Linked DNA regions of Homo sapiens: region 1 is linked to region 2. A link is an interaction called in ENCODE POLR2A ChIA-PET data of the cell type or tissue named here. Cell type or tissue: PC-9. All regions are shown on one strand. Links, peaks and the distances in the headings refer to the core of each region. The heading gives the core; the rest is flanking DNA.

Region 1 (5,382 bases), core at 129-5,128, 66 kb after region 2:
ATTTAGGCTACAAATAGCTCAAAACAAAAAAATTTCTCCAGACTCTGAAAAAAACAAAAAGAATCAGCAATATTTCAAACAAAAAAAGCCATAAAAATTATTTCAGTCCTCCATTAGTTCAGTCCATACAGTTAACTCTTGCTCTGCTTCATAATGGGTTAGCAATCTTTATGAACATACCAGCCTTTCAATTAGTGCCCTGGAAGTTTTCTTTCTAATGTAATGGCACAATCTCCAAAGTTATCAGAAACCTGCACTCAGAGTCCTTTCATGAACTCCCCCAAAGAAGCAAGCCCTGGACTGTAGCTAATTATAAGTCACTTTTTGAGAAGGATCAAAGCAAAACAACAATTGTAGATGGCAAAACTTAGCATGGCCATAAAGACACAGTTGACAAGATAATTTGGTTATTTCCATGGCGTACAACAATTTAATAATCATAATTATTACTGACAACATATATTAAGACATACCAGAATTTTAGGAGTCTCATACAATCCTGGAATACATTGGCAACACATCTAGAAATATGACCCAAAGGAAGCTAACTATCACCTCAGATTTGACAATGCTTCCTGAATAATTCTAACAGAACAAATAAGCCTAATATATCTCTCTTGGAGAGAGACAGGTGACTTCAGGGAACCTAATATCCAAAAAAGTTTGTTTAAGGTCAAAAAGATTGAATTTAAAACCTGAAATTCCACTCTTGGAGTCTGTCAAAGGTTTAAGACACTTCATATCACAAAATAGGATCATAGGTCATTATGAAATAGTCATTCATCTAGCTGAAATGATAAAACAAAAATATTTACTCTTTGATAGACAGACTCAGTTTCCCAAACAATAACACCTAATAAACTCAACACGAAGCCAACTAAATGTGTCTCCCCCCGTCCATTTTTTTTCCTGCAGTTTACTTAAAAGGTAAACACAAATCTCTTAAGATCTCTTACGTGAAAATGTTGTTTAAAAGAGAAAACCAAATTTTACATTTGTATGGTATATTATTAATACTAAAGCTGATTTAAATAAAACCTTATAAACAAATCTATCTAATTTTAATCAGTTTGACCATAAAGTAAGATTTCCATAAACTTTTTTTTTTTTTTTGAGACAGAGTCTTGCTCTGTCACCCAGGCTGGAGTGCAATGGTGCAATCTCGGCTCACTGCAAGCTCTGCCTCCCGGGTTGATGCCATTCTCCTGCCTCAGCCTCCCAAGTAGCTGGGACTACAGGCGCCCGCCACAGCACCTGGGTAATTTTTTGTATTTTTAGTAGAGACAGGGTTTCACCAGGGTCTCGATCTCCTGACCTCGTGATCCGCCCGCCTTGGCCTTCCAAAGTGCTGGGATTACAGGCGTGAGCCACCGCGCCTGGCCTCCATAAACTTTTTATAACCTTTTACAATTTTTTATTAAATAACTGATTAATGCTCCAAGAAAACCCTGTTATTCTGACACACAGTCCCAGATGCTGGCTTGCATCAGTATGCTTTTGATATTAATGTTTAATTTACAGAAACACTCTAATCTTATTATTCAAAATCAGCACTTACAATCTCACGCGCCCACCTCTTCCACTATAGTCCCTGGGCCTAGAGGGATTGCTTAGTTTTAATTTCCAGCCCTGTGTCTCATGAAAGCAGTTAATTTTGATTGTTGCCTTCTCTTGCATCTGAAGACGATAGTTCAATTGGTGTCAATGCTCAAAATTTAAAGGGGTAAGTGCCTTCTTCAGATCCAGGAGTCAAAGCCCTTAACAGCACAAGCATTAGTTAACAGGATATTTATACTGCAGAAATTCCTATCACTCTCTCTAACATGTTACAAATTAAAACACTATAATTTGGTGTATAGGAGTTACTGCCTGCACCACTTCCAACCACCGTATTAAAGTAGTTAGATTACTCATGGCATGTGTCTAATTGCTAGCATTCTGTGATAGATCTATGACCAAAAGCATCAAAAAGTGATAGGTCCTATGCCAACTCACCAAAGTAAAACAGCTAACCTTTCTCTCCATCATTAAAAATAAAAAATAAAAATAAAAAGCAAATGCAAATATCAGTTCTGGAAACTCAGTATGAAGATAAATTATCTCCCTTCCCTTAAATTCTGTACTACAAAACAGGCACAAAGTAAGAACAAGCACACAATAATTTATTTTCAGCTATTTCAACGAGCATCATCATGCATTTCCAAGATTGGTTTGTAGATATAGTACTAACAACTGATTAGGTAACTTTCACCACTAAAATCTTCAAACCAATTTAACATTTGTACATATTTTATTTTCAAGTACACACATGAAGCCCTAACAGTGATAAAAAGCTTAGGATCAAAGATCACTAGAAAGTCTCCCCTTAAAAAAAAAATTACTACTTAATTGAAGTGACTGTCACTTAATTTTAATAATGGTTAATGCAACTAAAGCAATTACAGAGAAATCCTGGTCAATGGAATTCTTTAAGAACAAGGCTGGCTGGGCACAGTGGCTCATGCCTGTAATTCCAACACTTTGGGAGGCAGAGGCGGGCAGATCACCTGAGATGTGGAGTTCAAGACTAGCCTGACCAACATGGTGACACCCTGTCTCTACTAAGAATACAAAATTAGCCAGGCATGGTGGTGCATGCCTGTAATCCCAGCTACTTGGGAGGCTGAGGCAGGAGAATCACTTGAACCCGGGAGATGGAGGTTGCAGTGAGCCGAGATTGAGAGGTGATAGCGTGCTGGCAGCCCTTGCTCACTCTTGGCGCCTCCTCAGCCTCGGCGCCCATTCTGGCCATGCTTGAGGAGCCCTTCAGCCCACCGCTGCACTGTGGGGAGCCCCTTTCTGGGCTGGCCAAGGCCAGAGCTGGCTCCCTCAGCTTGCGGGGAGGTGTGGAAGGAGAGGCATGGGCGGGAACCAGGGCTGCGCAAGCGGGGCTTGCAGGCCAGTGCGAGTTCTGGGTGGGCGTGGGCTCGGCGGGCCCCACACTCGGAGTGGCCTGCCGGCCCCACCAGCCCCGGGCAGTGAGGGGCTTAGCACCTGGGCCAGCAGCTGCTGCTGCACTCAATTTCTCGCCGGGCCTCAGCTGCCTTCCCGTGGGGCAGGGCTCAGGACCTGCAGCCCACCATGCCTGAGCCTTCCCCCCTTCACCCCCTGCTGTGGGCTCCTGCACAGCCCGAGCCTCCCCAACGAGCACCGTCCCCTGCTCCACAGCCACCGGTCCCATCGACCACCCAAGGGCTGAGGAGTGCAGGTGCACAGCAGGGGACTGGCAGGCAGCTCCACCTGCAGCCCGGGTGCAGGATCCACTGGGTGAAGCCAGCTGGGCTCCTGAGTCTGGTGGGGACTTGGAGAATTTTTATGTCTAGCTAAGGGATTGTAAATACACCAATCGGCACTCTGTATCTAGCTCAAGGTTTGTAAGCACACCAATCAGCACCCTGTGTCTAGCTCAGGGTTTGTGAATGCACCAATCGACACTCTGCATCTGGCTAATCTAGCGGGGACGTGGAGAACTTTTGTGCCTAGCTCAGGGATTGTAAACACACCAATCAGCACCCTCTCAAAACAGACCAATCAGCTCTCTGTAAAACAGACCAATCGGCTTGCTGTAAAATGGACCAATCAGCAGGATGTGGGTGGGGCCAGATAAGAGAATAAAAGCAGGCTGCTTGAGCTAGCAGCGGCAACCCACTTGGGACCCCTTCCACACCATGGAAGCTTTGTTCTTTCGCTCTTTTCAATAAATCTTGCTACTGCTCGCTCTTTGGGTCCACACTGCCTTTATGAGCTGTAACACTCACCGCCAAGGTCTGCAGCTTCACTTTTGAAGCCAGCGAGACCACGAACCCACTGGGAGGAACGAAGAACTCCAGATGTGCCGCTTTAAGAGCTGTAACACTCACCGTGAAGGTCTGCAGGTTCACTCCTGCAGCCAGCGAGACGAGACCATGAACCCACCAGAAGGAAGAAACTCCGAACACATCCGACCATCAGAAAGAACAAACTCCAGACACGCCGCCTTTAAGAACTGTAACGCTCACTGTGAGGGTCTGCAGCTTCATTCTTGAAGTCAGTGAGACCAAGAACCCACCAATTCCGGACACAAGATCACGACATTGCACTCTAGCCTGGGTGACAGAGTGAGACTCCGTCTCCAAAAAAAAAGAACAAGGCTAATCTTTCCTGAACATTAAAACTTTGCACCCATATCACAGTTTGTCCTCATGACCTAAAGGAAAAGATCTGAAATCAATTCAAATTATTAAGTGAATTGAATTTCTTTGGAAACAAACACCATTTAGAAAATCTTATTCTCATCTACTTTTCCAAATAAGATATATAATGTACTATTTCTGCTTAGAACTTATAAAAGTCTTTTATGTAATTTTTTTCACCAGGAACCCTAAAGCTCTCATAGCTCTTGGGAGCATCAGAAGTAGCAAAACCAATCAAATTTCAAATACCTGGTATCCTCTATCAATTTTTAGAGGCTTGATAATGGTAGCTTAGGAATTTTTGGATAAATAGAGCAGATAGTGAATTCTTGGAAATCCATAGGAAACAAAATGACTATTCATAGAACCAAATAAAAGCCTTCCGTTAGAAACTAAAAAAAATCAATGGTGTTTTATGTGTTTATATAAGCAAAATGCAAAGGAGAAAAAACAGCAAATAAATGAAAATTAGAAGAAAAAAAAACAAAGAGGAAACCACTCCCCAATTTTTCTCTTACTTGGTTTACCCAGGAGGCTATAGTATTGCCCAGAGCCTACAAAAACAAATGATGAATATTTTGTTCCTGGTACACAATTTAATGTCTTTAAGTCCACCAATACCATTATGTATTTTTTGCAATTGAGAAATTCACTTTAGGTACATGACCAGTAAGTACTTTAGTGCTGAAACTGTCTATGCAGAATAGCAAAAATAGTGTGAAGCAATGCAAGCATATATGTGAAATTTGGCTCCATGCTAACTAAATCTGGCTTCATGCTTAACTTTATTAAAAAAGAATGGCCAAACTGCCAATGTATTTCTTTACAATATTTTCTTATTTTACTTTCTTCGAGATTAAGAACTTTATGAACAGTGTTAATTCACTGAATTTCTCCAATTTTCTATCAGCTTTTAAAGAATATTTTACTATCTAAGCTTTTTCAACTTTTTTTTTTTAAATAACCAGTCATTTTACTTTAGGACAAAAATTTACCTTACAATTTACCATCCTTTCTCATATGAAAGTATTCTCTTTTCTTTATACCCTTCCTTACCAAAAACACATCTTCATATCTGTAACTTTCTTTTTTTTCTTTTTTTTTTGAGAGGGAGTCTCACTCTGTAGCCCAGGCTGGAGTGCAGTGGCGTGATCTCGGCTCACTGCAAGCT
Region 2 (5,382 bases), core at 211-5,210:
TTTAAAATGTTTAAAAAAATTCTACCCCAGCTGAATGACTGCTTAACAGACTAGTCAACTTCAAAAAAATTCTACCACACAAAAGAATCTAGACCTACCTTATCCAACACAATAGCCAATAATCACATGGGGCAATTACGTCCTTGAAATGTGGCTAAGCCAAATTGAGGTGTGCTGTAAGTATACACCACCACCAAATTCTGAAGATTTAGTTTTTTGTAAAAAGCACATTAATACTTTTTATATTTTAGATATATTGGGTTAAATACAAATGTATTAAAATTAGCTTAATGTTTCTTTTTACTTAAGAGTATGACTACTAGAAAACTGAAAATTATCTTTGTGTCTCACATTATCAATCCATTTATTGAACAGCAATGATATAAACAGCGGAATTAAGATATTGACTGTGAACATCTTTTTATGTTGCAAATGTTGCATTAGAAGAAATATATCACCTATTAAAATACTGGAATAATTAACTATCAAAGGTATATTATTAAATCCAAGTGCAAAACTCCATATACTATCTTTTATTATATTAAAGACAGGTACACTACTCTATCAAACACTGAACCTGTACTGAGCAAAAAACTAACCTGCTCATTCTGAATGACTTGGCAAATACAGGGTTTACAAAATACATGTGCACAATGTGTTATCACAGGAACTGTTAAAGAATCCAGGCAAATTGCACATTCCTCATCTGAACCTGAGCTCAGAATTAACTTCATCTTCCTTATTAACTTCTTTCTCAGTTCTTCAGGTGTATCATTTCCTAGAGAAAAGGCTGAAAAATTAATTTCAGAGCAAGGTTTGTAATATGACAAGTTAATCTATCTTATAAGGAAAAGTTTCGCTTGCCAGTAGGGAAAGTCTCTCATCATTTTCTGCCATAGGCAAAAAGCATAATTTAAATTTGAAATTTAAGAAACATTCAGAAGCCAAAATAGTAGCCAACTCACATAATATACCTCATAGAGAAGCATCATTATAACATGACAATAACATACCACCACACAATAAAAGGCAGATCCAATATGAATCTTTCATCAAAGGGTATCTATCACCGGAATTCCTGGAAAGACCTCATTATAATTCCATTTCATTGGTAAAAAAATTATTGGATGTATTCCTAGCTGAGTCTCACACTAAAAGCAATCTCCATTTGACAGAACAAAATAAACTAAATGTATGCCACATAAAAAAAATTTATCACTCTTATTTAAGTATCTCTGACAAATACAATGATATGAAGCAATCAAATTTACCTACCTGAGGGGCCATTGGAAGACACTGCATTTGTAAGAAGGTAAGTATGGCAACAAATTTGCCGCAGTCTAAGCAAAAGACCCAGGACATCTGCATAATGTGCCAGGACAGTCCCTTCATTAAAATACCTAGAGATTAAAATGTCAAATATTATTAAGTCCGCTAAACAATAATAACTTCCTATTCTAAAACAGCAGAGTAAAATGGCATTTTTCTTTTCTTCTCTAGAAATTACTCCAAAACAAGAATGAAAAGCAGAAAAGCAACTCTAATAAAACCAAGAGAGATCTATAACAATAAGGCACAATATATGAGAAATGGCTGCCAATTGCAGTCTAAGTCAGATAGGAAGATGCTGAGAGGGATGACTGCAGATCTCAAACAGAGCTGCCAAAACACAATTCTTTAAAATGGATGGCATGCCCTGAGGGGAAAATCAATACCTCTCATGTGCAGAAACAGGAACAGGGTGCATGCTTGGTGACTTGAGCTTCCATGGAGAAATTTATATCAAAAAAAGAGGGAAGGTAAACTGAATACAGAAACATACAGGTGCACTGTATTTTCAAAAAAAGACTATGGGCACAGCACTCTACACTCCAAGCACCCCTAAAGTTTCTGATCTCTGTTTATGTGTACTAATAAAACCTAAAGTAACTCAACATGTAACCCTGAGTCTTAAGTAAATTGGGTTATTTCCTGCTGGTCGGGGACATGATTGTGACCTTTCCCTTTTGTATATCTGGACTAGCAAATAGCTAGTCCAAGAAGAACTCAAGATATTCAAATATAAGTAATAATCAGCAGAGAGCAAAGGTAGGGGACACATGGCAGTGAAAGAAAACTCAGCAGAAAAATGTTGCCACAGAGCAAATAAAAATTATGACCAAGGATACTGTCACAATTTAACACCACTCAATAAAACAATTCCTCCAAAAAAAAAAAATCTTAAAGCAAAGACAAAGAGCTTTGAAAAAATATGGCAAGAGAACAGGAAGAGATGAAAGATGAGCTGGTATGGCTCAAGAAAGTGAAAGAAAACAGTGAATCATCAGAGAAATGAAAGTCACACTGAAACCAATATAAGCCAATATAAAAAAAGACTAGTCACTGATAAAAACATAGAAAAGGATGTAGGAAACAGGACTGAGAAAATCAAAATTAAACAAAAAAATGTAAAAGATCAGAAATAAAATGATACCTATGGAACACAGATAAAAGACATCTAACATACACAGAGAGAAATAAAATAATGGAACAGAAAACAATATTTAAAGAAAGCTTTCCAGGAAAGAGAAGGGGGGAAAAGCCTGGAATCTAAAGATTTAAATAATATCACATGTCCCAGGGGAAAGTCAACAAAGAAGTTGCTGAACTTCAGAGGGAAAAAAAAAAAAAAAAAAAAAACCAGGCTTCCCCACAGAAACATTCTATACAAAATACAGTGGTACAATGACAACATAGATTCTTAAGGAAATGGGTGATCCAAAAATTATATAACCAGGCCATCTGATATTTAAGTATTTTAAGGCAACAGAAGAAATATAGCCTAACGGCTAAGAGTACAAATTTTTAGAGCTAGCTGGTCATGAATTCAAAACCTGGCTGTGCCAATTTAATTATGTAACCTTGGACAGGTTGCTTAACCTATGTCTTGAGCTTCCTCAGTTCTAACAGTGGCATTGTAAAAGTACCTACCTCATACAACTACTGTTATTTAATTTAATACATGTAAAGTATTTAAAATAGTGCCTGGACTATATTAAGTGCTATACATGAATCTGTTGCTAGTATTAGTACTGGTAGTATTATGGCAACAAACATTTCTGAATATTCAAGAATGCAAGGAATAGGCAAAATAATACAAAGATTAAACTTACAAGCTCTAAACCAAAGTGCCAGAGTTAATCTGTCCTGTCACTCACTAGCTGTGTGACAACAGTGTAAGTCACCTAAACTGCTCTGTGCCTCAGTTTCCTCACTTATAAGATGTGGATAATTATACTGACCTAATAGGATTGCTGTGAATACATTTAAAGCACTAAGATCAATGTATAACACCTAGTGAGTGCTAAATAAATGTTAGTAAATATATAGCCTATTAAAAAGAATACTTTAAAAATAACTTATTTTCTGAGAACAGTTTCAATAAAGTTAATCTTTTTCAACTTTTTCAAATAGAATAACCTTTACTAACACTAATTATTCCCTGGCATGGTCATATCTTACTGATACTCAGCATTTCAATTTAAGAGATCTCTTTTGAGTGCCTACCATGTGCTAAATATTAGAAGCTTCCTTCCTCCTATTTCACCAGCCATTGCTATCTTCACAGTTAGATCTCTTTCACTTTACTCACTCCCTTGGTGATCTCATGGCTTTAATTACCATCCACACATAGCTGACTTTGAACTCGACTCTCCTATCCAACTAATTATTTGATATCTCTACTTGGAAAATTCACGGGCATCCTATGATCAATGTGTCCAAAACTGAGCTTCTGATCTTAGCTTAAAAAAATCTCTGCTCTTCCCATAGACCTGTCTTGGTAAACAGCAATTCCAGCCTTCCACTTATGCAGGTAAAAAGGCTTGAAGTTATCTTTGATTCCTCTTTCACATGCCATAACATATCAACCAGCAAGTTCTGTTGGTTCTACGTTCACAATTTAACAGAATCTAATCATTTCTCACTCCCTTTATCACTACTATGGTAAAAACCACCATCATCTCTTGCTTTGACTGCCACTGGTCTCCCTACTTCTGACCTTATTCCTATTCAAATAACCTAAATCTGAGCACAGCAGCCAGAGTGATCTTTTAAAAATATAAATCAGATTACGTCCCTCTCCTGGCTCAAAACCCTTTAAGGTTTCCTGTCATAAAAAGTAAAAGCCAAAGTCCTTGACATATGCGTTACATACCCCCATTCCAATAAATCTCTGATATCATGACTATTTTCTCTCGTTCATACTATCCAGCCACACTTGCTTCTCTGTTATTCTTCAAGCTCACCAGGCATGTTCCCAACTGGGAGCATCTACACTTGCTCTTCCTTCTGGCTGAAACACCCCTTAATCCCAATCTCCTTTAGATCTTTACCTATATATCATCTTCTCAGTGAGGTCTTCCTTAATACCCTACTAAAACAGCTTTGGCATTCCCCATCCCCTTTCGTTGCTTTATTCCTTAAAACTTAATCATGTTTTTAAATTATCTGTTTCTTCCCATTAAAATATAAATTCCTCGAGTGCAGGCATTTTTGTCTGTTTTATTCTGCTGTATCCCAATGGGTATAAGTGCCTGGCACACAGTGGGCACTTAATAAATTTTTGTTGAAAGAATATGAAAAGAAAGAAGATTTTGAACTCAGAAATCTGCTGCTTAGAACAATCTTTCCCACTCTCTCTAATTCCTATCAAACCTGCTTTGTACCTACCTCACTGAAGTTTTTATGTTTTGAAGATTCCCCTTTCACAGTCCTATTCTGCTTTCACTTGTCTCTTATTCATTCTGTTCCCTGTGGGCTCACATTAAACCTGATCTTGCTTGGACCAGAATTTCATACCTTCTACCAATCCTTAATCTTCTTGTTAAACCTATTTCATCAGTTCCTATTTCCAGATTTCCATACGATTTTGGAAATAGAAGCAAGCAAAATCTTCTGGCTAGCAATTGAGAACTTGTCATTTAAAGTAAGCTTTAAATTATTTCCTAACTTAAAAAATTACTTACCTGGTGAATTATACTATTATTTCATTCACTTTATTGATTTGTAAAAAACACTGTAATTCATAGAAGCAAATTATCTTTCAGTATACTTCAAACTATTGCTAACACATCTAAATAATGTCATTCAGTGAATGGGAAACAAAGTAAACAAAAACTAATTTTTAACATGGTTTTCTTTCTCCATACCTTCCAATAGTGGCTCTGCCTTCATTTTTCACAGACTGATAAATCTTTCTCTCTTCATCTGAAAGTGTAATGTGCTGAATAAATACTTTACGTTCTGGTAACTCCAAAACAGGTTTTCCTTTAATTTTGCTTGTCTTTGTTCTTCTAAGTGTAATATTTTTAATTAGGGACTGTAAACGCCTAATCAGAATAA

Evidence for each region. ChIA-PET counts read pairs that join two places held together with the same protein. Peaks named below come from ENCODE experiments on the same cell type or tissue, not always from the same donor. Only the 100,000 strongest peaks of a DNase experiment are listed, where the experiment ranks them.
Region 1: POLR2A ChIA-PET joins it to region 2 with 5 read pairs; 3 of 35 experiments call an interaction of 5 or more read pairs at or near these places.

What each region holds. Positions count from the first base shown.
Region 1 is chr3:149,106,495-149,111,876 of GRCh38, forward strand. No RefSeq gene overlaps it. Among named protein-coding and RNA genes, the nearest start is that of HPS3, 20 kb to the right of the region's middle. In PC-9, for the core only: no CTCF peak of the experiment used is centred there; no DNase peak of the experiment used is centred there.
Region 2 is chr3:149,040,891-149,046,272 of GRCh38, forward strand. It overlaps HLTF (helicase like transcription factor), which reads right to left. Exons shown (of 25, transcript NM_003071.4): 18 at 5,190-5,369; 19 at 1,276-1,400; 20 at 600-778. Among named protein-coding and RNA genes, the nearest start is that of HLTF-AS1, 43 kb to the right of the region's middle. In PC-9, for the core only: no CTCF peak of the experiment used is centred there; no DNase peak of the experiment used is centred there; H3K27ac peaks cover 1,914 bases.